Linked DNA regions of Mus musculus: regions 1, 3, 4, 5, 6 and 7 are each linked to region 2. Evidence: chromatin loops called from intact Hi-C (ENCODE). Cell type or tissue: heart. All regions are shown on one strand. Region 1 overlaps Gm5737 (predicted gene 5737). Region 2 holds the start of Uqcrc2 (ubiquinol cytochrome c reductase core protein 2). Region 3 holds the start of Polr3e (polymerase (RNA) III (DNA directed) polypeptide E). Region 4 overlaps Tmem159 (transmembrane protein 159). Region 5 overlaps Otoa (otoancorin). Region 6 has its middle 20 kb from the start of Zp2. Region 7 holds the start of Mettl9 (methyltransferase like 9).

Region 1 (4,000 bases), 190 kb after region 2:
ATGCCAGGTAGAGGAGCAGCTTGAGCGCTGACCTAAGTGTGAGGAAGGTTAATGTAATGAGATCCCTGTGGCTGGGACTGACTGAGTGCAAAACTGTGGGAGTTGGGAAGGGCACCTAGGGAGTGCTGTCCAGCCCTGCTGCTTCAAATATTCCCCTGCCCAGTTCTTACAGGTCAACTACAGGGACAGTTCCCCATGCAAATACTTCCTGAACTACTCCAGTGTGCGCATTACTGCTCTGGCTTAGGGACAGAGCAGCAAATAGCAGATGCTCTTGCCCTCGTGTGGCTTCTGCTCTCACACCAGGAGATGGATTAAAAGAAATACGCAAGCTGAATTATAAAGAGTGTTGGGAGATGCCAAACGCAAAGGGAGAAAAGAAAAAGTGGATGGATGGAGGGGATTGGGCTTCTGGGGAAGTTGGAAAAGCCCCTTGGAGAAAGAAATATTTTAAACTTCCCACGGGAGGAAGGAGATGGGCAGGTCAGGCAGGCTCTTAGACAAGAGCCCTTACACGGGGCATCCTTTACACGGGGCATCTCCTCAAAAGTCCAGGAAGAGACAGACAGCCCTGGGGTCATGGTAGCCCAAGGAGTAGAGGGGGTCCATAGAAGGAGTTGTGAAGGAGCTGGCCCCGTCTGGAAGGGCTTCAGGCACTGTCTGCCTTTCAGTGTTCATATGGCAGCCCATGTGCTCTGCATTCATCAGATCAGGTGGTGCAGAGGGAATGGACAACTATGATGCATACAGAATCCATACTGGAGCTGCTGTCGCTCCCAAGGCGAGATGGGCTGCAGTGGTGTGGCTGGATTCTGAACAGACATAATGGTCGAGGCAGCTGGGTTTACAGCTAGTTTGAATGTGAGGCATGAGAAAAGTTAAGAAGCTCAAAGGTGGCCCAAGGTTATCTATGAGACAAGAAAGCAGAGATGTCCAGACAACTTGGGACATGGGAGGTGGGAGTCTAGCCTATGAGCGTGTATACAAGGCGTAAAGCCACCCAGGTGAGCTTGCACTGTCACCTCTCCCCCATGCCAGAGCCACATCAAGAAGAGACTGTTCATGTTCCGGTTTGGGGACCGCAAGACGCGCATGAACTGGGTCCATGTGCAGAATCTGGTGCAGGCACACATGCTGGCGGCCGAGGGTCTCACCATGGCTAAAGGCTACGTGGCTGTGAGTGTTTTGTGACATCCCTGTCCCCATAAGGAGGGAGGCCCAGAACTGTCAGAGAGCATAATTAGCTCACCGTGACCCTGTGACATCACAGCTTCCAACGGAAGCATGTCACAGTCCTCATGATACTCATCTTGCTGAAGAAAATGAAGTACAGTGAGGTCCTGTGAGTCCTTCGGAGTCACACAGCTTGTCAGGGTGGTCACCCTATTACCAAACTCGGGGCCAAAGTCAATCCTTCAGAAGCCAATTATAAGAATCAAATTAGCCCAGCCCTCAGGAAGCAGGGGCACATGAATCTTTTGAGTTCGAGGCCAGCCTGATCTACAGAGCGAGTTCCAAGACAGTCAGGGCTACACAGAGAAACCCTGTCTTGAAAAACAAGAGTTAAAAGGACCCAGTGATCCCTCCAGTCTGTCTTGGGGTCCTGAAGTGAGATTAAAGTTTAAATAGAGTCCCTGGAATATGCACGTTTCCACAGTCCTGCTCAAGGTCACTAAGTGGGCTTAGTCCTCAACTGTTAGGTGGTCTGAGTAGTTGTTACAATTGAATGAAAGGAGATAAACTCCCCTCTGGCTAGGGCCCTTCCAGTTTCCCAATATGAGTACCCTAAAGAAATTCTCTTTTTTTTGGGGGGGGGTGTCTATTGTTTGAATAGTCTGATAGTCAGATTGACAGACACCAGGCCCACAACATCCATGTCTCTTTAGAATACCATCATTTCTGCCAAGCCAATTACAGCTCTTCATAGAGAGTTACCCTGTCTTTCTTTAGCGTTGTCAAACCACATACTGCTTTACTAAGGTGTTGTCCAGGTCTCTTCCCAGAACTGCTTAGGGGGACAAGAGGGCCGAAGGAGCTTCCAGGAGCCAGGAGAAAGAGGGGATCAGGCTGTGGGCAGACACCTGACTGTACCTCTTCCCTCCTGTCACCCTCAGAGCGGGCAAGCATACTACATCAATGATGGGGAGAGTGTCAACCTCTTTGAGTGGATGGCCCCACTGGTAGGTGTTCTCCCCGACCCCTAGCCCAGAGTGAGTCTCTCAACCCCACCCTCTGTCCTTGTATCCTTTCCTTCCACCAAAACCATGAATTTACCTTAGAAAGCCAACCCTTTTGGCACGTGCCTGAATGGCACTGGGAGAGCCGAAGCTGGGCTGTGACTGCCCCCTAGTGGAACCATGTGTTCCTGCTTTTGACACTGACCTTTCTATAATTGCCTCCTGATTTGCACTGATTCTGGCCTGTGAATCTAATGTCATTTCTTTTTTTCGATGGAATCCAGGGCCCTTGCTAAAACAAGTGGTCCTACACTGAAAGGGGAGGTTGCTTGAAATCCCTAGGCAGGTATGTGGTCACCAGATCCTAGAGGGAGGAGGGAGTTTGGTCTCTGAGACCCCTGACCTCGTTCAACAACCCACAGTCTCCTTTGGACCAGGCCCATCTGGAAAGTGAGCACAGAAACCTGGGTAGAGGTATAGGGGTTATCGTGTCCTGCTGGGCCAGTGGCAGCTCTGGTTTGCTCTATTTAAAGAGCATTTCCAGGGGCTGGAGAGATGGCTCAATGGTTATGAGCGATGGCTGCTCTTCCAGGGACCTGGGTTTAAGGCCCATCACCACATGGCAGCTAGCAACCATCTGTAACACCAGTCCCAAAGGATCCCATGCTCTCTTCTAGCCTCCGCAAGCACCAGTCATACACACAAGCAAAACACGCCTCCCTACATGGGAGCTGGAGAGCTGGGTTCAATTCCCAGCACACACATGGCTGCATACAACTGTCTGTAACTCCTGATCCAAGGGGTCCAACACCCTCACACAGACATACAAGCAGTCAAAACACCAATGAACAGCCAGATGTGGTGGCACACGCCTTTAATCCCAGCACTTGGGAGGCAGAGGCAGGAGAATTTCTGAGTTCAAGGTCAGCCTGGTCTACAAAGTGAGTTCCAGGACAGCCAAGGCTACACAGAGAAACCCTGTCTCAAAACAAACAAACAAACAAAAAAGAAATCCTGTCTCGAAAAAAAAAAAAACCCACCAATGAACATAAAATAAAAATAATAAATTTTAAAAAAACAAACACTCATACATGTAGAGGGTTTTTTTGTAATTTTTTATGTTAAAAAGTACTTTTATTCAGATATAACTTACAAGTTATGCAATCCACCTACAGAAAGGATACAATTCAACATAGTTTTCTTTTTTAAATTATAGTCTGAGTTTTACAACCATTACCATAATTAAGTTTAGAATAGGTCTTCATCTTCAGAAAAGTAAAGCAGGCCTCTCTTGTTGGCAACGTGGCCCTGTATCAATTTACCCTCAAGCCCAACCCACCACAGGCAACGTGAGTCTTTCTCTCAACTGCCCTGCCTATGTTGGCTGTTTCATGGGAGGAGTGGCCTTTGTCTGGCTTCTTCCCCCTTAGTTTCCATGGTTGATCCACGTTGTGACATGTATTAGGTAGAGACTTCATTCCTTTCCTTTTTCTGTGATATGTGTATGTCTGCACCTGTGTATACAAGTGCACATGTATGTAAGCACACGTGCCTGCTAGGGTCAGAGGACAACCTCTGCTGTCATTCATTAGGTACACATGTGTGCACATGCACACACACACACACACACACACACACACACACACACACGGTGCTGGGATTGCATTACTGTGTATTTCTATGGAGTTTCCGGGCTAACCAGTAACTCTAAGCTTAGCTTCCCGTGGAAGAACTGCCAGAGTATTTTCCAGAGCCTGCAGGACTCCTGTCTGCTCCCCAGCAGTGGGAGAGTGCTCCCCAGCAGTGGGAGAGTGTTCCCTTTC
Region 2 (4,000 bases):
AACTAGAAAGTATGATCCTGAGTGAGGTAACTGAGACCCAAAAGGACATGCATGGTATGTATTCTCTAATAAGTGGATATTAGCCAAAAAAGTACAAAATACCCAGAATACAGAACTCAAGAAGGTTAACAAGCCAAAGACCCAAGTCCTCAATCCCACTTGGGGGGGAGGGGTAGAAAGCATTAGGAGGGGGTGGGCAGAAGGAGGGACCTGGGTGGGAGAGGGGACAGGGAGAGGAAAAGGGGAACATGATCAGGTATTGGGGTAAGGGAGAATCAGGAGTGAAGCTCTGAGAGCCAGCAGAAAAGAATAGAAACCACCCCCCTCAGATGGGGGGACCCTCAGAGACCTGGGAAGTGAAAGACTCTCAGAACTCAAAGGGAGGGACCTTAAATGAAATGCCCAACAGTGGGGAAAGGGAACTTATAGAGTCCACCTCCAGTAGAAAAGCAGGACATCAAGTGGAGGGATGGGGTTGCCATCCCACAATCAAAAACTCTGACCCAGATCGTCCCTGTCTAAAAGAACTGCAGGGACAAAAATGGAGAACAGACTGAAGGAAAAGAGGTTCAGTGGCAGGCCCAAATTTGGATCCAGCTCAAGGGGAGGCTCCAAGGACTGACACTACCCTCAGAGAGGCCCAACAAGCAGCTGACTGAGACAGAAGCAGATAGTTACACCCAACCATTAGACTGAAGTCGGAGACCCCTGCGGTTGAATTAGGGGAAAGACTGGAAGAAGCTGAGGAGGAGGAGGGCAACCCCATAGCAAGACCAACAACAGTCTCAATTAACCTGAACCCCTGAGTTCTCTCAGACACAGAGCCACCAACCAGGCAGCATACATGAGCTAGTCCGAGGTCCCAACATATATACAGCAGAGGACTACCTGGTCTGGCCTCAGTGGGAGAAGAGGCACCTAACTTGAGAAACGAGGCCCCAGGGAGTACTGAGGCCTGGCGGGGGCATCCTCTTAGAGAAGGGGTAGGAGGAATGGGATGAGGAACTGTGGGAGGGGCGGACCGGGAATCTGGCAACGACTGGACTGTAAAAAAAATAAAAGTAACCAAAAACATTTTTAAGCAGCTATGCGGCTTCATGAAAGCAGTGGTTCCCGAATTAGTCTCAATCATAGTGTAACACACGAATGATTTGTGCCATATGTCTGTATCACCAACAGTTAAACATTTTTAAGTACAATAGAAGACTATATTAAGTCCCTGATTATACACACACGCGCAAATTTGCGCGAGAAAATTTCACGAGATTGAGTCCTTGCTGGTGACGATCTCCTTGCGGCAAGGAGACCTACAAGTGTGTCGATCTGTTCGACGAGACATTCGTCCTGCCAGTTTCTGTGAACTCGGTCACCAAGTTCGCGGTACCGGGAAGACTACAGTAAAAGTGGCGAGGGACGACCTCCGAGGAACAGGGAGTGCCGACGACTCCCGGACTTGCGAGGACTCACGGGCAGGCCCAAGACGGCTGGGGTGACTGTGACGGCTGCAGACGCAGCTGGGATTACAGGCTGCATGTCTTTTGCAGAAAAAGAACTCAGAAAGGATAACCTACAAAAGCTGCAATCTAGTCCGGGAGACCTCTAGCCTCTCCCCAGGAGCTGGGCTCGTCCCGCCTACCGGAGCAGTAGAGCACTGCATGCGTAGAGGGCCGCCGGTACAAGGGGGCGTGGGCAAGCTCGCAGTGCACACCGGGAAACTCGGTCCTCCGACCCCATCTTGCTTTGCTGTCTGCAGCGGTGACCGTGGGAAAGGGCAACTGCTAGAGCCATGAAGCTCCTCAGCAGGGCCGGGTCCTTCTCGGTGAGCATGGGACGTGCGTGGGGCAGGGCTGGGGACGCTTGTCGGCCACTCAGGAGCTGGGTGCGGAGTGTGCGGCCTTGGCCTCAGGCCTGGGTCTGCCCTTCAGGTAAACCCCGCGGAGAAGGGGGCTGCCAGCGAGCCGAGGCCTGGGAGGCTCGGCGGGTCCTGTGAGCAGCCGAGAGCTAACGCGGGGAAAGCGGAAGAGGAGGGTGGCCTGGAGAGTGGCGGAGAAGCGGCTCTCGGGAGATTCCTGAAGGTCACTCGAGAAGCAGGTAGGGTGTAGGCCAACGCCACCCGGGCCGCCTGCTTCCCCTACCTACGACCTCTGCCCCTGGGTTGATCCCGAGGCGTCGGTTTCCCCAATGCGTGCGAGTTTATTAAATTCACAAACGCGGTGCGCTGCTTATCTCAGTGCCGGCACCTTCGTTCCTGTCAGTACTCAGTCCCCGCATTCCTTAAGATGCTCGTTTTCTCGGGGTCCCATTTAAAGGCTTCCTCCAGGAGGGGCTCTTGATCTTTCTTCAAGACTAGCCCTAAAATATGTAGTTGTCACTTGCGGTGAGGAGAGGAGTACCTCATGTGTGTCAGCACGTTATCACGCTGGAATCGTGGTTTTCAAGAGATGAGAATGGGAGCATTTAAACTTCAACAAGGGCTAATTTGCCCCTACTAGCCGGTCACATGCGGAGCTTTTTATTCGTAACCACCTGTTGAGAGAGTGCTTCTAGCATCTAGAGGTCAGCGGTGCAGCTAGACATCCAACCATACAACAGCAGCCCCTACAGCACAGTTACAACGCGGAAATGCCAGGAGTGTCTGTGTTGAGAGACGACTAGACAGTGATACACCAGGCCTGGGCATAGTGTTTCCTTGTGCTTTATACTTACATATATGTGTTGTACAAATTTAGGCTGCAGTTGTATTCCTTGTGCCTAGACAGACCAATTGCTAGCAGTCCTTAGAGAGCAGGACTTTCCATGTGTTATTAAAACAAAGTAGAAATTGTATCTAAGTCTTTCCTGAAAGGAACCCAAAAGAAGCAGGAGATTTTAAACTTCACTACCCAAAAGCACAGAAGTGGAAGTGTGGATTATTCATATGTGGACTGTTACACTTGGATGTTACAGGAATTACATCTTGGGCACAGCTAAAAATTCACAGCTAAAAATCACAAGTGGCTGCATATACCTTATCCAGCAAACTAAAATGAAAATGACACAGTTAATTATATTCATAATTTACAAGCAGGACTGAAGGGATAAAGTAGTAATTCCATGAACAGGTGAAAACCAGCAGCCAGATTAGCCCAGCACTGACTGAGTGTTCAGCATACAGCAGTCTGGGCAGTGCCGAGTAGGAGCATTATAGAACTTTACAGGTACACTTGACAACATGTTTAGTGGATCTTAGCATCATGAAAGTGTATTTGCTTGCATGTCCATTAGTAATCCTGTGAACCCTAGACATAATTGGAATATCTTAATAGCTTTATACCATTGTGTATAATGTGTGTGTGTGTGTATGTGTGTGTGTGTATATGTGTGTGTAAAGTCAGTGCATTTAGATCCATCATCCAAGTTATTACATATTATGCTGAGAATTTGTTGTTGATTTTAGGATTGTGTAGATATTTGTTCAATAAAGCTAAGACCCTTTCTTGGTTGAATATGCCTAGTACAGCACCTGAAAGGGTGAAACTGTAGTGCAGACATTAAGGGCACTGGGAAACGATCCTTAAAGTGACCAAGGAGATGAAGGTGATTTTAGTAAAAATAAATGAAAGACTGACAAATGGAGGAAACAGGAATGCTGAAATCTGTTATGAAGTGTTAACAATCCAACTGTCCAGAAACTTTGAAATCATCACTACTAGAAGGAACGCTTGACATTTTAATAAAATAATTAAAAGCAACAAAATAGGTATTTTTCCAAGCTCATAGAGAACTCATTATTCTGTATAAATCACAAATCAGCACAGGTTTAAGAATGCTTCAGGCCAGGCATGTGGTATAAACCTTAGTCCCAGAGGAATCCTGAGCTTAAGGTCATCCTGGGCTATGGTGCAAACTTTTTTTTCAAAAAGGGAGGGGAGAAAAGAAAAGAAAAGCTATCTACAGGGGAAAAAATGGCTTGGGTAGAGCGAATGACTAAGAAACTTATGAAGGAGTTACTTGTCAGAAC
Region 3 (4,000 bases), 280 kb after region 2:
ATAGATCTCAAAAACATAATATGGGAGAAAAGTTTTAACAAGGTGTTGGTATCCTGTGATAACACAGAAAAGCACACTTTATATTGCTCATGGATTTATGCATGTAGTTTTCAAAATTATTAGAAGGATACATGTCAAATTCATATTATTTGTAAACTGGAAGGGTGCTTGTGAGAGGATTTTTAAAAATGTGGTGGACTTTACTCTCATAGTCCAGGATATTGTTAAATTTTTGTTTATTTTTGTTTTGAGACAGAATATCCTATGTAGTCCTATGTAGACTGGCCTGAAACACACTTCTACCATGTAGACCAGTCTAGCCTGGAGCATAGTCTGTCACCGTGTAGACCAGGCTAGCTTCAAATCTGCTAAAAACTTCTGCCATTTGCCTCCTGATGGCTGGGACCATAGATATGCACCATTACGTCACACAGACACACACAGACAGACACACACAGATATACACACAGACCCCCCACCCCACCCCCTCCCCCACACACACACAGTTTTTCCATGATAGGGTTTCTCTGTTTAGCCCTGGCTGTCCTGGAACTCATCTGTACACCAGGCTGGCCTTCAACTTAGCGATCCACCTGCCTCTGCCTCCCAAGTGCTGGTACTAAAGGAGTGTGCTTACCATCTCTTAGCCCATATTTTAAGACACAGTTTTAAAGTGTACATTACATTTATCACCTGTGTATCTTACTTAATTAATTAATTACTTAATTATCGTGTGAGTATGTGTGACAGAGAACAGCTTGTGGATGATTCTTTTTCTATCATGTGGGTCCCAGGGATTTTTACATGCTTTTACACGCTTAGCCATTTCGAAGGCCTTACTTGTGTAACTTTTAATAAAAATTATGTACACAAGAAAATAATTGGAAGCAAAATGCCATATTGGCCAGGTGCAAGGCTGTAATTCTGGTACTTAGGAAGTGCAGGCAGGAGGATCAGAAATTCAAACTCATCAATGCACGTAGTTCAAAGCCAGCCTGGGCATTGTGAACCTTAGTTTAAACAACAAATGAATATGTATGCATGTTCAAATGTAAATGCAGAAATGAGTTTAATTCTAGGTGGTGGAAATATGGGGTGTGTGTGACTATTTTTTTTTTCATCTTTTTCAGTGTTTTAAAATATCTAGGGCTGGTGAGATAGCTCGGTCAGAAGGTAGGTAAACACACTTGCCTCGAAGCCTGACAACCTAAGACGCCCCCACAGGGTGGAACAAAAGAACTTATTCATCAGGCAAGTTGTCCTCTGACCTCCACGGCCCGCCCCCGCCCGTTCCCCACTCCCAAACAAATAAATAAAGTAAACGTAAAAGTCTGTATGGGCATATTAACATGCAAAGATACTTAAAAATAAAGTCTGGTTAAAAACAAAAGCAAAACAGAAAATAAATCAAAAGTATAGTGAAAAACCAGCCAGCTGTATATCTCTATGTGTTACTGTGTTAATATTTATATACCAACCCATTCACAATATGAACAAAACTATTTTCTATGGAGATAAACATTGACAGCAAAAGAGCAGAAAGGATGTACAATCAGCCAATAATGCTGGGTACTAGGAAACTAGAGCAAGTCAAAGCTCGAAGAATCTTATTTTGAATATTACAAAGAATATATTTTATCTGCAAAGTTTTAAAATTGTTTGTGTACTAAAAATTTAAACACGTAAATTTTCAGATAGAACTCTGCAGACCTGGGGTTACAGTTCAGCTCTGAGAGCTTGGTGAAAGTTACTGACAGAACCAGACATCGAATTCGGGTTTTTGAGTGTCTGAGTGGCTTAACCTGACACCTTAACCAACTGACTCAGAACGCAAAATAAACTATCCTTTGCTTTAAAACTTATTTGGAACAAGCTTGCATCTAAATACTTTTATTTCAATAAGTGGCATGATGATAATATTGTTTATGGCAATTTCTATCGGCAGGAAATAAAATAAATAAATATAACTCCAAGAATCGAAAGAAAATATACGTGTCAATCCAATAAGTAGCTTCTTAGAAAACGACGTCAACAGCTGGGTAGTGTGGCCGAGCGGTCTAAGGCGCTGGATTAAGGCTCCAGTCTCTTCGGGGGCGTGGGTTCGAATCCCACCGCTGCCAAGGCAGGCTTTTTCTTTTGTCTCAGCGTCTTTCGCTCTAGGTTCCTTCTGCGAGCGCAGCGGCGACCCCTGCTGTCGATGTGCGCTCTCTGCACCACGAGCAGCTCGCCGAAGGGGCGGTCCCGCGCGCGCCGGGGCGGGGCATTGTGGGTAAGAGGAAGCGCGAGGGCCGGCCCCGCTCCCCCCACGTGTCCGGCGGAGTTTCTCCAGCAGGAACATGGCCGCTGCCTGATAGAAGACCCGGCCGCCGCCGTCTCTGCAGCCCGCGGGTCCCTGGGCCGTTCCGCCGCCCGCGCGCGGCCCCGGCGGAGAGGTGAGCCCCGACTCGGCAGCCTCGGGATCCGGGTCGCAGCCGTCGCACTCGCTCGGTGCTCCGGGCCGCGCTGCTGACTAGGCCAGACAGGCCCCCGCCGCTGCGTGCCGAGGGGCCGCGGCCTCCCGGGACCAGGGCAGGGCGCAAGGTGGCCGCCCGGCTTTCCAGGCCGCCCCGGGCCTGGGTCGCTCCGTTCGGCTGGACGGTGGGGAGACGACGGCGGTGCGGCCCGCGCTGACTCAGGCTTCGGCCGCGCTGCCCCGCCCGGGCCTGGCTCCCGAACCGCACCTGCGAGGGCACTGGTGCCCGGTGGCGTGGCGGCTTTCGGAAGAGTGGGAAGGGCGCCTGAGCACCGGCGACATGGAGAAAGCCACTGGACTCGGGGCCGCCTGCATGGGCAGGGGTCGTTGAACCTGGTCAACTCTGCTTAGCCCGAGCGGGCCCGGGACGCCTCATTCATTGATCTGTGTTTAAGCAGAGTGGCGACTGCTTCGTGGACCCGGGGACCTTCCAGTAACGGGGGATGGTGCACATACCGGGTCATCCTGGAATATTGTTTTAGAGTTCCTGGGTTTGGGAGCGAAAAGATAAGATCATACCTTTATCTGTGAAATGGGGATATGATTCCCGTGCTACGGTGTTTTAATGAGTGTAAGATGGGTGACACTCCTGCTTCTTTCATTTGTGGCTGTCTTGTTCGGTCTTATATTGGAAGAAAACATGTTGCCACGTAGCAACAGTCCTTCTAGGTTCGCCTTATCCCTTTGAAGCCGGTGTGTGGTTTAAAATAGGAAAGGACCCAGGGTTATGCAATTCACGTCGCTAATCAGCTGCTATATTGAAGAGGTAGGATTTGAACCTGTAAGGTTTTGCACGGCAGTCCAACCTCTTAACCACTACACCATACTGCCTTTTACCAAAGAGATGTGCAGCATGTTAGTTAAGAATAAAACCAAGGCTCTTGGCATCAGCTAGATTTGGATTTCTTTACCTGTTTTCTTGGGGGGCTGTGACCTTGGGTAAACCAATTCGAAGTTGGGCACTATAAATTTTGATTTGCACAGCTAATGAGAAGAGTATTATTTGGTACTATATTGATGCCTGGCATCATTAATATTTGGGAGAAAGAACTGTGATTTTTTTTTTTTAATTTTAAAAGTAATGATCCCATAACCACGACCAAGTATAATTATTATCTCCACTTAATGGTCCAGGAATGTGAAGCATAGAGAAGCCTTCGTAGAGTTTAAAGTCTAGTACAGAGGACAGCTAACACCTGACCAGCAAGCAGATCAGGAAGTTCCAGCTTAGGACCATTCAGGAAATAAGGAATTATGCTTGTAATGGAAGGGGCTGGAAGCGGCTGTTTCAGTTGAGTTGTCAGGGAACACGTCTAATCCTGGAAGGACTGGCAGTGGTTACATATAAGGAAAATGAGCATCCAGAAAATGACTTGGTGAGCCGGGCAGTGGTGGCTCATGCCTTTAATCCCAGCACTTGGGAGGCAGAGGCAGGTGGATTTCTGAGTTCGAGGCCAGCCTGGTCTGCAGAGTGAGTTCCAGGACAAC
Region 4 (4,000 bases), 530 kb before region 2:
AAGCTTTATTTGGAATCTTAGAAGGGGCGGAGCACGATCTTAGAGAACCTGGTTAGGCCCCCTAAAACGGAGAGTAGGCGGGGCACCTCTAGGCTGGTTGGGGTGGTGCCTTCCCACCTTCCCTGTGATGCTGCTCTGAAGAGGACCCTAGAAGGAGTAGATGGTCAGAAAATTGGTGGCTAGGTAGATGAGTGTGCCTGACTGCGGTCCTCCTCCGCATTCTTCCTACCCTAGCTTTCAGCAGACTCCCCAGACCGGTTCCGTGGCATTTGCATGTTTCCCAGGCCAAAGACGAGTTGTAATGGTGTATTTTGACTTGTAGCCCGCTGTAGAAATGTGATTAGGTAAACTGAAGCCTGGGGCCATCTAAATTCAGCACTAACTCGGAGCTGCTGCTTTAACAACATAAATAATGGTGCTGACGTTGGTTCTCCCCTGACCAAGGGGAGAGAATCTTTAGCTGGTGTGATGGAGGTGTGCATACTAGGCTCTGTAGTGTAGACACTGGTAAGGTGTGTTTGCACATAATGGGCAAGTGGTATATTCAGTCATTTGGGGCACTGTGATAGAATCTACTGAGCGCAGGTTTATAAGAACACTAGGTTAGCTGCAAGGAGATCCTATGCTTTCCAACCCAGAAAGGTGTTCTAGGAGACATGAAATAAGAATAATATATTAATATAGAATAATATTTTTATTTGAAAACTCAGCCGGGGTTAAAAGCATATCTAATTTGATTCATTGCCATAATGAAAAATGCATAAACGACGTGAGAAAGGGACTGTCTTATACATTCCAGGCTGTTGTTGAATCACAGAAAATAATTGTGCCAAGGCCTCGGGGACAGGTCTTGTTAGTGAAGACCTCACCACACATAAATAAAGTGTGGCATTGTACAAGGTTCTTGGGAGCCAAAGAAAGAAGAAAAAGCACCCCAAGCCCCTGTTGTCAGAGCAAAGGAAGCCTGGAGTGGTAGGGTAGCGAGAAGGGGGAGGGGTGAGATTGAATAGTACAGTACAATCAGTTTTCTTGTTTGGCATAAGTTCTCGGAGAATAGCCTTTCTGGATCTTTTTCTACACCGTGTGTGTGTGTGTATAAAACAGTGAAGTGTTCATAATAAATAATAAATGGATTTAGCTTTTTCCTCCTATCTTGCTGGTCTTTTTATGTAACAAACAGGAATATGATATACATCCTATGAGTATTTTTCACATATCTATCTTATTTAGGTTCATAAAAAATAAATTGCTGGGTCAAAGTATGTGCAGCTTAAATTGATAAATATTGTCAAATTATATTCATCTGCATGCCTGCTGTTAATGTATTGGGGATGGTCCGAGCTCCTTGGAGATTGCTAATAATTATTTTTTTTTTTGTTTCCTTCAGCGATAGCAAGAGACGGGGGGACATGAGAGATTGGGCTACGTACTACAGTAATGCATTTCCTGGTAGAGAGTTTACTCTAGAGTGAGACTGACAGACATTTCAAGATGGCCAAAGAAGAGCCCCCGAGTGTCTCCAGAGACTTACAGGAGCTGCAAAGGAAGCTGGGTTTGCTGTTAGAGTCTTTCCTGAATAACTCAAAGGTCAGTGCCCAATGCCACATATAATGGGAAACCCTGAAAACACTGGTCTGAACAAGATTGGACACTGTTTCTTTCTCAAATAGAAATCTACAATAAGTCAGGAATCTTCCTCCTAGTACCCTACTATGTCTGAGTGTGACCTTCATATCCATGTTCATTGTGGCTGCTAGAGCATCAGCCGTCATAGTGACATTCAGGGCAGTAGGACAGCAGGTGAATGGGAAGGAAGATTGTTTTCAAGACACCTCCAAATTAAGGAAGATTCCTGGAAGTCACCGAGAATCACAGACCACTAGTTACATCCCATATGGTGCAGAATTTGGTTGGATAGTGGCCCCTTGTGGTCACTGCCATTCTTTGGCTGGATCTAAAGAAGCTATTCTTAGTCTATACAGCAGACACTATTCTTTTCTTTGAAATGCTTGACTCATTTGTTCCCCTAAGCAAAGAAGCCAGCCAGTGCCTCATTTACGGTCTGAGTTTTGTGTTCCACTAGAACTCCATCATCCAGCAGCAATGATTCTTGAGCCATGGGTGCACTCACATTTTCTGGTACCCAACCCGAACTGCAAAGAAGCAATGGGTTAATTTTAAGAATATATTTTAGTTAATATACCAAAAATTGTATCATTTCAGCATGCCATCATTATAAAAATTAATGGAAAAGAGAATATTTCACACTCCTTTTTGTACTAACTCTGAAATCTAGACTGTTATTTACCTTCACAGGATTATTGTGATGCAAACTAGCCATGGTTTTTTTGTTTTGTTTTGTTTTTTGTTTTTTGGTATCCTGTCACAGATCAGTGCGGTGGGATTTGAGATGCTCAGTTTCTTTGTGTATGGATCTTTATTGTTTTCTGTATGCCTTTCAGCATGTAAACAGAATGCTAGGGCTGGGAAGATGGTCCAACTGGTGAAGCTCTTGTCTGTTAATCGTGAGATTACAAGTTTGAATTCCCAGCATCCACACACAGATGGCCATATGAGAACATCTCCCTAATCCCAGGGTCCCTATGGCAAAGTGGGAGGTTGAGACAGCAGGATCCTGGGAAGCTCGTGACTAGGTATCCTGTCTTATTCAGTGCTAGAACAACAACCCATGGAGACCCTGTTTCAGAGGGTCAGGTGAAAGGCAAGGGCTAGCCCCTGAGGTTGTCCTCTGACCTCCACATGTGCACCATTGCATATATGTGCACTCACATACATGAAAGCACACGTGTGCACTTATACAGTATATGCATATTCACAAAAAGATTGTTAAAAAGTAAACAGTAGGGGGCTGGAGAGATGGCTCAGTGGTTAAGAGCACTGACTGCTCTTCCAGAGGTCCTGAGTTCAAATCCCAGCAGCCACATGGTGGCTCACAACCATCCGTAACGAGATCTGGAGCCCTCTTCTGGAGTGTCTGAAGACAGCTACAGTGTATTTACATATAATAAATAAATAAATCTTTAAAAAAAAAAAAGGTAAACAGTACCAGCTAGCTAATACTATTACCATTTTGTTGTATATCTTCTAGACGTCTATGCCATGTGCACATAAAAGTATGTCTGCATCTAAAGTGATGGGAACTGTTTTGTGATTTTCTTTCCCTATTGGACACCATAGTTTTACCAGCTTCTATAAAACACACACTTTACCATCTAAAGCCATATGCTTCACAGAGGCCTTCTTTGGACTTGCTTCAGAATGCAATTGGCATACTGCCAGTTTACCAGGCTATTTTTAAGATGGACAAGCAGCTTTCTAGTTAGTTGGCTGAGACTTCTTGGATGTGTTAGTTCAGTAAGAAAGGTCCTCGTGGCCTTTGCACATTTATAGTTCATTCTCATGACTTGTGGGAAATCACCATTGACACTGGCTTAGCAAGTACTTAGCAAATCACGATTCTGCAGGAAACAAGGAACTCAGGTCCTGCAAGTTTCTAGTCCCAGTGTTTTTGTAATCAGATCAGTGCATGTCCTTATTTTATGCATATTTCTGGAAAGATGCATTAATGTATATATTTTCTGTTGATTGTTGACATTGAACTTAGGTCTAGCACGAGGCTAATTTGTGTCTTGAGCAAACATGCATGCATTTTCTTCATAAGGATCAGTAACAAAAAGACACTGCTGCTGCTGCTGCTGCTGCTGCTGGTGGTGGATATTTTAAATTGCTAAGCAGAAATTAAGAATGTGAACTTTGGGCTGGAGAGATGGCTCAGATAGTTAAGAACACTGACTGCTCTTCCAGAGGTCCTGAGTTCAATTCCCAGCGACCACATGGTGGCTCATAACCGTCTGAAATGGGATCTGATGCCCTCTTCTGTGTGTCTGAAGACAGTGACATTGTACTCATATACATTCAATAAATTAATCTTAAAACTAAAACAAACAAACAAACAAACAAACAAACAAACAAAAAGGAA
Region 5 (4,000 bases), 480 kb after region 2:
TTCAAGGAGAGTTTTACTCTGATGCACTTGATGCACGGTTTCAGAGGAAAGCACGGCGGTGGTGGTGGGGCGTGAGGGTACAGGTCCTTACAGTTTGACCAACCAGGAAACTGAAAACAAGACCAGAAGCAAGACCAGGGTATACCCCCCAGATGTCTGCTCCTAGGGAGCCGCCTCCTGTAGCCATGGTTGCCACCAGCTGGGGAATCAGGTGTTCAGACACATGAGCCTGGGGGTGACATTCCACACTCAACCCATATTATTAATTGCTTTCAAATGAAAACGGTTTTGTTTGTTGAGAGCTGATGATCCAGGTAGGTGGTGCAGGATGAAGTGGGTGAGTGCTGGCTACTGTGCTGTCGTGGTGTTCATGTCTGGATTGCAGGGAAGGGTTGTGGGGCTCTGAGCAACCCCACCAGCCTTTCTCATCTTCCCACACAGGTTGGGGCTGTTGGTTTGTTTCTATGATGGTTTGGAGCTGCTGGATGCCACCCTGGCCCAAGTCCTTCTCCACCAGATGCTCAAGTGCAGCCGCCTCCGGGGCTTCCAGGCTGGCGTCCAGAAGGTACGGATGAGATGCGGGTCGCTGGGTCCTCGGCCTCAGATCCCTCACGTGGCCTGGATTTTGAGAACATGTTATTAAGCACTTCAATCCTGGCAGATGTTGTCCCCAATCCTGGAGGAGAGGAGCATAGGGGGGAATTATGAAAAGCAGTGTAGACAAAACATGGGTGTGTTGAAACACAATCAAAACAGCTAGGGCTAGTTGAAATGAGTGGTAGGAAAGTGGTCGGAGAGTCTTAGCATCTGTATGAGCACAGCCTGGTGATGGATCCTAAGGGCGATCTGCTCAGGGGTTTGGGGTAAGGCCAGCAGTGCTGACAAGTGGCTGAAGGACAGACTCCTCAGGAGTAAAGGCTCTGCCAGACTCCACCACAGGCACCAATGAAACAGGAGGGTCACAAATTCAGGGTCAGCCTGAATAAGGCCTTCTATCTATCTATCTATCTATCTATCTATCTATCTATCTATCTATCTATCATCTGTCTACACACACACACACACACACACACACACACACACACACACGAGATGTAGCTCAATGGTAGATTTTTTTTTTCATAAATTGAATTGAAGGGGCAAAAAAAAAAAAAAAAAAACCCAAACAAAAAACAACCAACCAACCAAACAAAACAACCAGTCACCAAGGCAGGGGCCAAGCTGACAACCCAAATCTGACCCCCAGAAGCACATGGTAGCAGGAGAGAGCTGGCTTCTGAAAGTGGTCCCCTGACTGTGCTTATGGGCCATGGCACATGAGCGACCCAGCTCTTGGTGAATGAATGGATGGATGTGAATGAATGGATGGATGGATGGATGTAAAAGGGAAGGTCTTCAGCTGATCCCAGCATGGGAAGGATGGGAGGAGCCCTGGGTGAGTGTCTGTTATCTACTGAGCTCCTAGACTTGTTTCTGGTCAAATTAGCAAATACAGATGGCTGCCTCCATCCCTTTCTCTCTCCGTCTATTTTAGTTTTTGAGTAAAGTTTGGTTATACACCCCTGGCTGGCTTCTAGTTTGCAATCCTCCTGCCTCAGTCACCTGAGTGCTGGGACTTCAAGCACGTGTTACTGTACCTAGCCTTTTTATTTCTATTTTTTTCTCATTCACGTTTCAGATCTTTTTTTGGTTTTTCGAGTCAGGGTTTCTCTGTGTAGCCCTGGCTGTCCTGGAACTCACTCTGTAGACCAGGCTGGTCTCGAACTCAGAAATCCACCTGCCTCTGCCTCCTGAGTGCTGGGATTAAAGATGTGCGCCACCACACTCGGCTCAGATCATTTTTTTTTTTAATTTATAAATTCGAATCATAATATTAGAATGTTAGTAAAAGAAAATCTTGGTAAAGCCACCAGTGATTCCACAGCAGTTTTTCACACAGAATTCCAAACACCTTGCTGTATTTGATGTCTCCCACCACAGTCATTTATTTGTCAAGGCCTATTTTTGTGTTCAAGGAAAACATGGGTCGGGGTGGAGGTTGGGGGGGGGGCATCTTCTGGTTCCTGGGAAACCGGTTAGGGATGCAGAGCTCAGCAGTTCTCAGACTTGAGTGCTCAGTGGGTTCAGTCCATGGCCTTCACTGGGTTCTGTGCTACCAGCTCAGATCCCTCGTGACCTGGGATTGTGTATTTCAGTCATCATGTGCTGCGAGTAAGCAGGGGATGAGAGCCACCACCCTAGTTCTCACTTCCTTCTGTGCCATGGGAACAACACTGGGGAAGGGAGCCTGCGGAAGAGAGCCTGAAACCAATTCTTCCACTTAGCTTTGCTGCCCCCCAGTGGCAACTTTGAGATTGCATATGTGAAAGTAACGTTATGTGTGCCTGAAATGAATGTTTACACAAATTTATGTGTTACAGCATAAACATTAGGCCATTTTAAACGTTATTTATTATTTATTTTTACGTAATTCTTTATTGTGTGTGTGTGTTGGTGTGCATGTTTATGTGTGTGTGCATGTTTATGTGTGCATATGTGTGCACATGAAGCCTATGGAGGCCAGAGAGCATCACTTGAGAGTCAGTTCTTTTTAATCCGCTGTGTGGGGTCTTGGATCCCGCTGAGGTCACGAGGCTTGGTAGCCAAGTAACTCCACCTGCTGAACCATCTCCCTGGCCTCTCAGTTTTTTGTTTTTATTTTTTGTACAGAGGCTATGATACAGTCGGTGAGTATATATATTACCTTCCTTACCAGAATCAGATGGGAATTCTTGACTGTAATTAGGAAAGTATATCACAACAAAAATAATTTTTTAAGACAGTTTTAGAAACACACAGAAATGTACAAGATGTGATTTAAGTGAAAGTATAAAGCATTAAGTAGTTCACATTATAAATCTGTAAGAACTTCATACTGTATATTTCTAACGACATATAGCCAGTTGGGAAGATATACACCACCCCCTCCCTCCCTCCCTCCACTCCCTCCATCCCTCCCTCATTTTCTTCCTCCCTTCCTTCCTTCCTTCCTCCCTCCCTCCCTTCCTTCCTTCCTCCTTCCTTCTTCCTTCCTTTTTTCCTTCTTTCCTTCCTTTTTTCCTTCTTTCCTTCCTTCTTTCCTTCCTTTTTTCCTTCCTTCCTTCCTTCCTTCCTTCCTTCCTCTTTCCTTCTTCCTTCCTTCCTTCCTTCCTTCCTTCCTTCCTTCCTTCCTTCCTTCCTTCCTTCCTTCCCTTTTTCCTTCTCTCCTTTGGAAAGTGTTCTATGACTGAGCCCTGTGCTCATTTGATCATTTCCATAGTTACTTTCATGAGTTTGGATTTTCACTTTATCTTTCTTGTACTGCTGAGAATTATTTCTTATGCAGATTACATATTAACATGAAAAGGCCCCTGGATAGTTCACAAAAGGAAAGCAACCAAATATATGGATATAGAGTTCAAGATCACAACAGGAAAATAGACTGCTACAAAATGCGGCATAGTCACAAGGGAATAAAATTCTTCCTGCCATGCTTGAAGGTTGATTGAACAACACATTAATATTTAAATGAAACTCAAAGTGAATTTTCAGCACATGAAAGCCAGGCCTGGAGGACGCGTTCCCAAGGGGGCCGTCACTGTCTGACCATGACCAAGAATACCGTGCTTTGCAATCCCTGGGCCCATGTCTAGGGAGGGCAGTATGGAGTCCTTATACCCAGGAGGTGGTTGGAGGGAGCTCCTGCCTTACTTTCTTTCAAGGCTCATGCCAGTTCCTTATCCTTCCAGCTCAAGGCCAACCTCTTGGACATTGCTACAGAGAACCAGACCCTCAACGAGACCCTAGGCTCTCTGTCAGATGCAGTTGTAGGTCTGACCAGCAGTCAGCTGGAATCCCTCTCCTCCGATGCAGTGCACAGCGCCATCTCTACCCTCAACCAGGTTACAGGCTGGGGCAGAAGCCAGATTGTCATCTTGTCTGCCAAATATTTGGCTCAGGAAAAGGTCAGCTGGAACTTTCA
Region 6 (4,000 bases), 510 kb before region 2:
CCACAGCACTGAGAGGGAGGCACTGCAGGCTCCTATATGGAAAAATGCTGTGGTCAGACATCCAGGTGTTCATTACTTTTTTTTTTTTTCTGTTTACCTGTCTCCCCTCTGCCCCTTTTCTCCTCCCTGTTTTCCTTCTCTCCTTCTCCCTCTGCCTCCCTCACTCACTCACTTGCTTCCTCATTCTTCCCTCCCTCCCCCCAGTTCCTCCCTCTCTCCCTTCTTCCTGATAGGGAACTTCTATAATGACTTCTATATAGTCAAATATGACTTCAAATTCTAGCTCCTTCTGCTCCAGCCTCTGTATAGTATAGATTATATTTGGATTATATTGTAATCTACGCCCAGATCAGATTTAGGATTGTTGTGACTCACAGCCAAAGGTCTGGGGACAGGAAGGCCACTTAAGAATCTGCAAAGGCTGGGGACACGGGATGGCTGTGGGTTTGGCTTACACTTGGCGGAAGGGGATGAAGATCTTTCTTGTGTGGACATCTAGAGGTGTTGGTTGGTTGGTTGGTGTAGGTGGAAAAGAAAAGGGGAACACAAAGTTGACATCTAGATATTTAGCTCTAACCAGTGGGTGGTGGTAGCTAGTGATACTATTTCCTGAGATGGGGACTATGTGGAAAAGCCTACATCCCAGATTGCCCCTATTAGTCCAGCTATGTCATCTGACACCAAGAAGATGTTCCAAGTAGATTGCTGGCTTAGAGCAGGGTCTCAGCTGGGACACAAGATTTGGGCATATTTACAGTGCTTTGCGCAACCCGTCCGGGGAGGCTTCTCAGCTACTAGGCAAGAGCTTTTCAAAACACATTTCTGATTATGTAAACACTCTTGCTCCAGACTCAGCCAAGTTCAAATGCTTTTCCACAGCACTTAGAAGCACTAGACCCTCCTGTTCATGAGCAGACCAATTGTTTTCCTCGGCCTGCTTATTGTTCTTAAGCATCAGCATTTAGTTCACAGAAAGGAAGCCAAGGTTTGGCGATTAAGTGACTCTCTGAATTCATCCAGGAAGCACGGCATCTAAATCAAGACTAGGTTAACTTAGCCTCATGCCATAGAAGCTGCTGGCCTTTTATACACAATCTGAAGAATAGCTCACTGGAAAGGCGACCAGGGCCCACGCAAGAGAACTTTAGCTTTACACAGTAAATAATTTTACCTTTCTGTCCAGAAAAGTTTGTTTTGTTTAGCTTTGAGCACTTGCTGTGTGCTGAGTGCTGTCTCCAGTCTGCATGCTTCCAGTCAGTGCAAACTCCTGTCCACTTTAAAGGGGAGGAAGTGTAAAGGTTGAGATCTTTGGCTGCCTAAGAGCAGTTTGGGATGTGGGACTCAAACACAGGTTGCCTGCTTGAAAAACTCACCCCCGGAACCAGTATGAGTTCCTCTACCTGCCTTTGAGGTCTTTTGGGGTAGGTATGTGTTCCCAGGCATGTGAAGTTCCCAGGCAGCAGAGTGTCCATGACCTTTGTTGTTACGTAGAATGGCTCCAGGGGTCACTGGTTTCATATTGTAAATGTTTAGTTTCCCATGGAGTAGTGCCCATAATAGCAGTGTGTCAAAAACCATCTCTTTGTGGCTTCCATTGAAACCATGGGTGCTGTAGCTTCCACCTGGAGATGGAGAGAGAGAGAGAGAGAGAGAGAGAGAGAGAGAGAGAGAGAGAAAGTGCCATCCTCCCCCACTCACCCGAAGTTTGTTTTTAAGCCAGTAGAGGGAGCCAACATCACAGCCAACTGAAGCCAGCCACCAGATTACAGACCAGCTGTGAAAGCAGAGCGACTGAGTGACTGGCCCTGCTTTGACTGTGGCAGGCACAGTGTGAGCTTTGGCACTGTCTACTCCCCGAGAAGCCAGGTGGAAAGCATCTTCTCCACCATCCCTGATGTCATCAGCAAGCCTGAGACCCAGGGAGGACAACAGTTGACCCAGGGCCATGCTGCAAGTCTCCAGTCTATAGCACTGACTTTGTGTCATGTTTCCTGGCTCCTGAGTTCAGGAGCTAAGACACTGCAGTACTATCTGGTCTGAACCAAGCTTCTTTTCATAGTTGGTCCTTGGTTTCTGTGGGTTCTGTGTCCTTGGATTCAACCAAGCATGGATGAAGAGTATCTGAAAGAAAAGTGTGTCTGTGCTGGACATTCACAGGCTTTTTATTGTTATTTCCTAGTTGATACAACAAGCCTTTACATAGCACTCACAGTTATTAGGTCTTAAAATCACTATTCTAAGTAATGAGGTATGTGTAGGTTTTATACTAATATGGCTTCTTCTATAAGAGTGTGGTGTGACTTTATCTGGAGAAACATGAGAAAATGTCTACTCTCAGATATGACATAACTGTTACTTCTAGGGGTTTGGATTGGGTTCGTTTTCTCTGCCAATTAAAGAATTAAAAGGCAAAAAAAAAAAAAAAAAAAAAAAAAAAAAAAAAAAAAAAAAACTTGAGAACAACGGGAAGCAGCAAAGGAAATCTGAGACTCAGCTGGTGAAGAAAGAATTTTATTAAAGGTAAGGAAATTTGAGCTCGAGAGCGCACACACACACACACACACACACACACACACACACACAGCAGACCAGTCTGATAAGTTCAAGGTCTGGTTAAACAAAGTTGTGGGTCTGTCAGCATCCCTTTGTTTAAACTGACCAACTCTAAATTAAGGAAAGGAGAATACCCCATCCCCATTCCAGCTAACCAAAGACCCTTAAAGCCCCCAGCCCCTCAGGCTTCAGGAGAGGGGCACGGGCGTGCGCGTGCGTGCGTGTATGCCTGTGAGTGTGTGTGTGTGTGTGTGTGTGTGTGTGTGTGTGTGTGTTGGGGGATTACTGGCCAGAAAGGAAGCCCTCTAGGTCTTTGTCTCAAGCTGCTAGGTCCTTTTCACAGGTCAGGATGGTAAGGAAGAAGCCAGAAGTTTGCTATCTTTATTATTTATCTGTGGCCCCCCTATTGTCTGTCTAACTTGTAGTCTAATGGCAGACCAAGAATCATGATTAAAATAGCCATGCTTGGTGAATCTGTGCATTTACTGGGGCCACTTAAAGGAGCAAGGATGAGGGATTGTGTGCAGGAGCCTGGGCAGCTCAAAGGCAACTTCATCATTTAAAAGCGCATCTCAGTGTGGGTGGCGAGAGTCACATCAGCTGCATCCCTGGAGCTCACTGCCCAAACAGTCATCTCTGTGAAAGAGTCTGTCTCCCCTCCAGTGTTCCAGCTTGTACAGCCTTGGAAAGGGGCCTTGTGTGATCAGTAACTTTATGAGGTTCCTTTAGCTTCTTTCTCTAAGATGGGACAAGTGAGCTACACTTCCCATCAAATCTCTTCCCCGCAGAAGTATTGGTGACAATCAAAGGACAGACACAGGCAGATCTGGTCCTCTAAGGCTTTGAAAGGGCTGCACCCAAAGTGAAAGCTACTCTTATTTTTTGACTATACAATTTGCTTATTAATCAGAAGAAACATACTAATTAAATGTTTTTATATGTATTTTTCTGTGTGTTTTATATGTATTGTTTTTAAAGATTTGTTACATGGGCTTTCTTGTAAAAACTGAAGTTCTTTGTTTAATCCAGAGGATAATTTTATTAGAGTTTAAAGACAAACAGCAAGGTGGGCGAGCTATAAATCTCAGCAGCTTCCTGGGGGAGGAGAACAGAGAGAAGAGGACAGGAAAACCTCAGTTAAACCAGAATAGAGGTGGACCACATGGTGGATCATCAGCTACTTGGTAGGGAGGGGGCTTTAGAAAAAGGTACCACAGCACCAGGGAAAGCACACTTCGTTAGCATCTGAAAGAAAAAGACAAGAAAAGTGAAAGGAGTAATTTCATCTTTGCAGGTCCTGGAGCTCTTCAAGCAATAAGTATCATGTTTCTTTTTAAAATCAAGACCCCTTAATCTGCCACTAAACGGGAAATCCAGAGATGAGTGCTTCTTGGGTTGATTCGGGCCACACAAGGAACTCATTAAGGATCTCAGTCCCTTAGGTTTC
Region 7 (4,000 bases), 400 kb after region 2:
CTGAAACAGCCCCACATCCCACACATGGGTTTAAAACAAAACATATTCTCATAATATTTATGTTTTTTTAAATAGAAACCAAAATTCTTACTATAGGGGAGGACACCCGAAGTCAATCTCTTTCACACATACATACATACACACCCACATGCATGTATATACAAAAAAACTGGAGAAAAACATTAAATTACAGGAGTCCTTTTAGACTATTAGCTCCACAAGGAGGCTACAATGGTTTTAAGTCTTCTGCAAATCCATGCCTCTAGCTTTCTGTGGTTTTTCTTCACATTGTACTGTGAAGTTGAAAAGCAAATCTCAAGTTAGGAGTGGCAGCACATTCTTGTGATCCCTGTGTTTGTGAGGCATAGTCAGGATGATTGTGAGTTCAAGGCCAGCTTAGCCTGTATAACAAGGACTGATGAAAAGGAAAGGAGGGTTAAAGAGAGGAGAAGAAAGGGGAGGGGGAGGTAAGGGAAGAGTTAGGGGAAGTTGCTTAAGAAACAAGCTGCTTGCCTGCATGACCCAGCCACAATTTCTGGTAATAGAACAGAAACCCAGGCTAGACACTCAGGGTCAGCAGGCACAAGGATAGCAGGTATGTGACTCTTGAGTGTTAATACCTACATTTCAAAGCCACATTGGAAAGGATATTGCCTCATCTTTGGCTTTCTGTATTAGGGGTGTCTCTTGCTATTCCCATCATGGATAACTGAGGTTTTAATGTACAGTAGTGACATCCTAGTAGCAGGCCTGAGGGCAATCTGAACTTCTGCTTAGTATATTTACTCTTGCAGCTTTCCTTCCTCCTGATTTGTAATTCAGGAAGCTGAGAGGAGAGACAGCAAGGCTTCTTGGATGGATCGAAAAGCCAGGAGCTGGGATACCACCCTCTATAAAAAGGTTTGCTATCATATTTGCTTCTTCATTTGCTTATGCTGTGCTTTGCTTTCTTCCTGTGCTTCCTAAATGTAAATCACACTTACACAAGTAGTTTGTGATTATAGAGTAGTTTGAATGTGAGGGTAATTTATTTTTTTAGGTGAGCTGCTCAGGCATAAAGCAAAATTTGGTAGGTGTCTTAGCTGTCAAGTTCACCCCAAATTCTTCAGATCCTATCAGATGTATCTTTGCTTCTTGTTTAGAGGATACATTTAGGATTGAAGTCTTGGAGCTGTGGTTAAGCAAGCTTAATCTTAGGACACAGTTTTCTGTATCCTTTGTCTTTAGAAATGAAATATGCCCGTTTATGCACTCTTGTTGTATCTCCTCTTTACTTAAAAAGGTGAAGACTCTGGTTTGATACAGAAGAGCTTTATTGGAACTCAAAGAGGGGACATAATACAGTCATTTACATTCACTATTATAGCTTCTTTTAAGTATGTTGGACCAGTACTTCTAGAAAGTTGAGCTCAATTTAGTAAGGTATAGTCTTGGGTTTAACACCCAACTTGGAGAGATGTCAGGGAATATACCAGAATGAGAGAAGACAAAGTATTTTGTTATATTCTATGCACATTAGGTAACAAAATATTCTTATTAACGAAAGATGGTAAATAGATACTTTAACACCTAAGGAGTTTGTGATAAGGAATGCCATTTCTCATCCAGGGGTCATTATTTCATAAACGGAAATCTCTTCAGTGTAGTGTGATGAAATTAACGTAAAGATAAATTTGTTTTATAATTAATTTAAAATTAATGTACAGAATCTGTCGCTGTCAAATGAAAAGCATATTCTAACAAACCTAGGAAGGTGTGAGTAGCTGGGCTAGGAAATATGCTGTAGCTTAGTAGCAACAGTTGAGACACAACGACATCTCATGACCCTCATTTTAGAAACATTGGGCTTCTTCCTGCTATAAATGATCTAAGAAATATCTGGCTAAATCTCCCCAGACCGAGCACATTTTAAGAATGTCTGGTCCAACTTCTATCAGCTTGAGAAAACATGGCAGCCAGGACTAACTTGCAAGGAAACATGGCAGCCAGGACTAACTTGTGGCCTTCGTTGTCCAGCAGATGCTATTTTCCATCACATTTCGTTGAGTGCTCCAGGAGCAACAGTTTCCAACAAAGGCAGAGCTTTCACTCATGAGGGCTTCACTAGACCTGTGACAGCCGCTTCTCAGGCTTGGGAACACCGGGACTGGGAGTGGCGGTGGGATTCTTTCCCCCTCGATTCTCTGCTTTGCAGCTATCGGGTGGCTTTTGGAGTTGGGAGTCAGGTTCGCTGACCCCAGATGGAAATTATTAAATAGACGGTCAAGACTGTAGCAAGAAGGGCAGCGCGGGTCTATCGAATAAACCTGGGTCTGTGTCAATGGGAACAATTAGGTCAAAGGTGTAATCGAGGGGCCCACAGGGTAGTTACTAAGGCAAGACAAGCCCGGAAGTCCTGCAGACCCCTCCTCGGAGGGGCCAGACTCTAGTAGCCCCTTTAGGAAGTCTCCCCCGGATCTTCCGCCATTATGAGTCCAGGCGGCGCCACGGAGGACGTGCACGCCCTCTCTCCCAACTCCCGGGCCTCCCGGTCTCCGCTCATTGGGCAGGGAGGACGCCCCTCCTGCGTTTGTACGTGCACCGGGTGGAAACACGACCTGGAGTCGTTGGCGTTCCGGGCTGGGAAGGGCCGCGGGGGACGTGAGAAGGCCGCGCGCCTGCCGCTCCTCCCCCGCCCCCCCTCCCGCGCCATCTCCCCCTCCCTCTGCCTCGGCCCCGAAGGGGGCTGCACGGGCGACTTGGCGGCGATGGCTCGAGCTCCGGCGGCGACGACGGTGGCCGGAGGCGGCGGCTCCTCCTCCTCCTCCTCCTGGGCTTGGGCCCGGCGGTGATCCGAGCTGGCGGCCGCGGCCCCCCGATGAGACTGTTGGCGGGCTGGCTGTGCCTGAGCCTGGCGTCCGTGTGGCTGGCGCGGAGGATGTGGACGCTGCGGAGCCCGCTCTCCCGCTCCCTGTACGTGAACATGACTAGCGGCCCCGGCGGGCCAGCGGCGGCCGCGGGCGGCGGGAAGGACACGCACCAGGTACTGGGCCGCAGCCCTGCGGAGCGGGGGCGTGGCGCGGCGCGGCGGGGCGCTCGGCCTTCCCGCGCTCGGCCGGGCCATTGTGCGGGGCGGCGCGCTCGGGCCTCGGCCCCGGCCTCTCACAAACTTTTCCCGGCCCGGGCGCTGGCCCCACGGCGCCTTTTGTTCGGCGGCGCGGGCGGGGGACAGCCTTTGCTGCCTGGCTCCCCGGGCCCCAGCGTGGGCGCCCCGAAGCCCCGCATTGTTCCCAGGCCGGCGGCGGCGTCCGCGTCCGCCCTCAGGACCCGAGCAACTTTGGGTAGGGCCACCCAACTGGCACTGGGGCCTGAGCAGAAAACTGCCCCAGCTCTCACCCAGCCAGCCTTCCTCTACCCCCCCGAGGGACAAAACCGAAAGCCGGTCTCTTTTTGTCTGGCCGAATCTCTGGATATACAAAGGGTTCTAAAGACATTAAACTGGGCCTCGTGAACATTTCGGCTGACATTTCCCCGAAGCACTTAAAAAAATGTGTTTGACAGGTCTGGGCTCCCAGCCTAGGAACTCTCCTCCCCCTCTGCCTATGAGACGTGTCCTTTCAACTTGGGTTTAGTGAGCTGACCAGAGAGGTTGGGATGAGGAGGAAGATGATGCAAGCTTTAAACGGAGAGGTTTAAAAAATCTGAACTGTTCAGCAGTGAATTCTTGTAGCTAATGAATGGATTGTGAGCCGTGGGGGTTCTACCGGTTGGATGGGGTTGGATGGTCTTTTCATTAGCTATTTGTACCACTTAAAGAAACATGCATGGGTCAGCTGTTGAATTAAGAGGGAGGTAGTTTGCATTTGACCGTAAGTAGTTTGTGGTTAACCTTGCAGTCACAGAAGAGAAGCCTTTGAATTTAGACAAACTTTGCGCTTTTTCTAAAAGCCTGAGTTTAGTATGTCTTGCTTTTACAGAGAGATGTAAGGAATGATTCCTTGTGTTATTTGGACCTCACCTT

What was found. Hi-C counts contacts between places; a loop is a spot of excess contacts. Peaks named below come from ENCODE experiments on the same cell type or tissue, not always from the same donor. Only the 100,000 strongest peaks of a DNase experiment are listed, where the experiment ranks them.
Region 1: a loop joins it to region 2, with 4 times the contacts of the local background. A loop is called at or near these places in 21 of 42 quality-filtered maps.
Region 3: it touches region 2 in a loop (4-fold over the local background); 14 of 42 quality-filtered maps call a loop at or near these places.
Region 4: it touches region 2 in a loop (2.6-fold over the local background); 7 of 42 quality-filtered maps call a loop at or near these places.
Region 5: a loop joins it to region 2, with 4 times the contacts of the local background. A loop is called at or near these places in 2 of 42 quality-filtered maps.
Region 6: it touches region 2 in a loop (4-fold over the local background); 10 of 42 quality-filtered maps call a loop at or near these places.
Region 7: a loop joins it to region 2, with 3 times the contacts of the local background. A loop is called at or near these places in 3 of 42 quality-filtered maps.

The regions. Positions count from the first base shown.
Region 1 is chr7:120,821,158-120,825,157 of GRCm38, forward strand. Gm5737 (predicted gene 5737) reads left to right here. Exons shown (of 12, transcript NM_001370881.1): 8 at 1,039-1,176; 9 at 2,115-2,180. Among named protein-coding and RNA genes, the nearest start is that of n-TLtag1, 12 kb to the right of the region's middle. In heart, a CTCF peak has its summit at 2,351 (motif pointing left); a DNase peak (open chromatin) is centred at 2,216; H3K27me3 peaks cover 391 bases.
Region 2 is chr7:120,633,504-120,637,503 of GRCm38, forward strand. Uqcrc2 (ubiquinol cytochrome c reductase core protein 2) reads left to right here and starts at 1,686. Exons shown (of 14, transcript NM_025899.2): 1 at 1,686-1,819. The coding sequence starts at 1,787. In heart, a CTCF peak has its summit at 1,629; a DNase peak (open chromatin) is centred at 1,688; H3K4me3 peaks cover 2,913 bases; H3K27ac peaks cover 2,054 bases.
Region 3 is chr7:120,915,479-120,919,478 of GRCm38, forward strand. It overlaps Polr3e (polymerase (RNA) III (DNA directed) polypeptide E), which reads left to right and starts at 2,300. Exons shown (of 21, transcript NM_025298.4): 1 at 2,300-2,432. It overlaps n-TLaag4 (a tRNA gene), which reads left to right and starts at 2,039; the gene lies at 2,039-2,120. In heart, a CTCF peak has its summit at 2,195 (motif pointing left); DNase peaks (open chromatin) are centred at 2,223 and 3,293; H3K4me3 peaks cover 2,526 bases; H3K27ac peaks cover 1,369 bases.
Region 4 is chr7:120,103,243-120,107,242 of GRCm38, forward strand. It overlaps Tmem159 (transmembrane protein 159), which reads left to right. Exons shown (of 5, transcript NM_145586.1): 2 at 1,388-1,587. The coding sequence starts at 1,492. Among named protein-coding and RNA genes, the nearest start is that of Tmem159, 2.8 kb to the left of the region's middle. In heart, a CTCF peak has its summit at 1,931 (motif pointing left); no DNase peak of the experiment used is centred here; H3K4me3 peaks cover 426 bases; H3K27ac peaks cover 105 bases.
Region 5 is chr7:121,118,101-121,122,100 of GRCm38, forward strand. Otoa (otoancorin) reads left to right here. Exons shown (of 29, transcript NM_139310.2): 12 at 442-565; 13 at 3,768-3,983. Among named protein-coding and RNA genes, the nearest start is that of Otoa, 37 kb to the left of the region's middle. In heart, a CTCF peak has its summit at 2,344 (motif pointing left); a DNase peak (open chromatin) is centred at 2,221.
Region 6 is chr7:120,123,194-120,127,193 of GRCm38, forward strand. It overlaps a transcript of Zp2 not described here. Among named protein-coding and RNA genes, the nearest start is that of Zp2, 20 kb to the right of the region's middle. In heart, a CTCF peak has its summit at 1,737 (motif pointing right); DNase peaks (open chromatin) are centred at 758 and 1,848.
Region 7 is chr7:121,031,954-121,035,953 of GRCm38, forward strand. It overlaps Mettl9 (methyltransferase like 9), which reads left to right and starts at 2,492. Exons shown (of 5, transcript NM_021554.2): 1 at 2,492-3,022. The coding sequence starts at 2,858. In heart, a CTCF peak has its summit at 2,464; DNase peaks (open chromatin) are centred at 2,558 and 3,428; H3K4me3 peaks cover 2,269 bases; H3K27ac peaks cover 2,186 bases; H3K27me3 peaks cover 1,006 bases.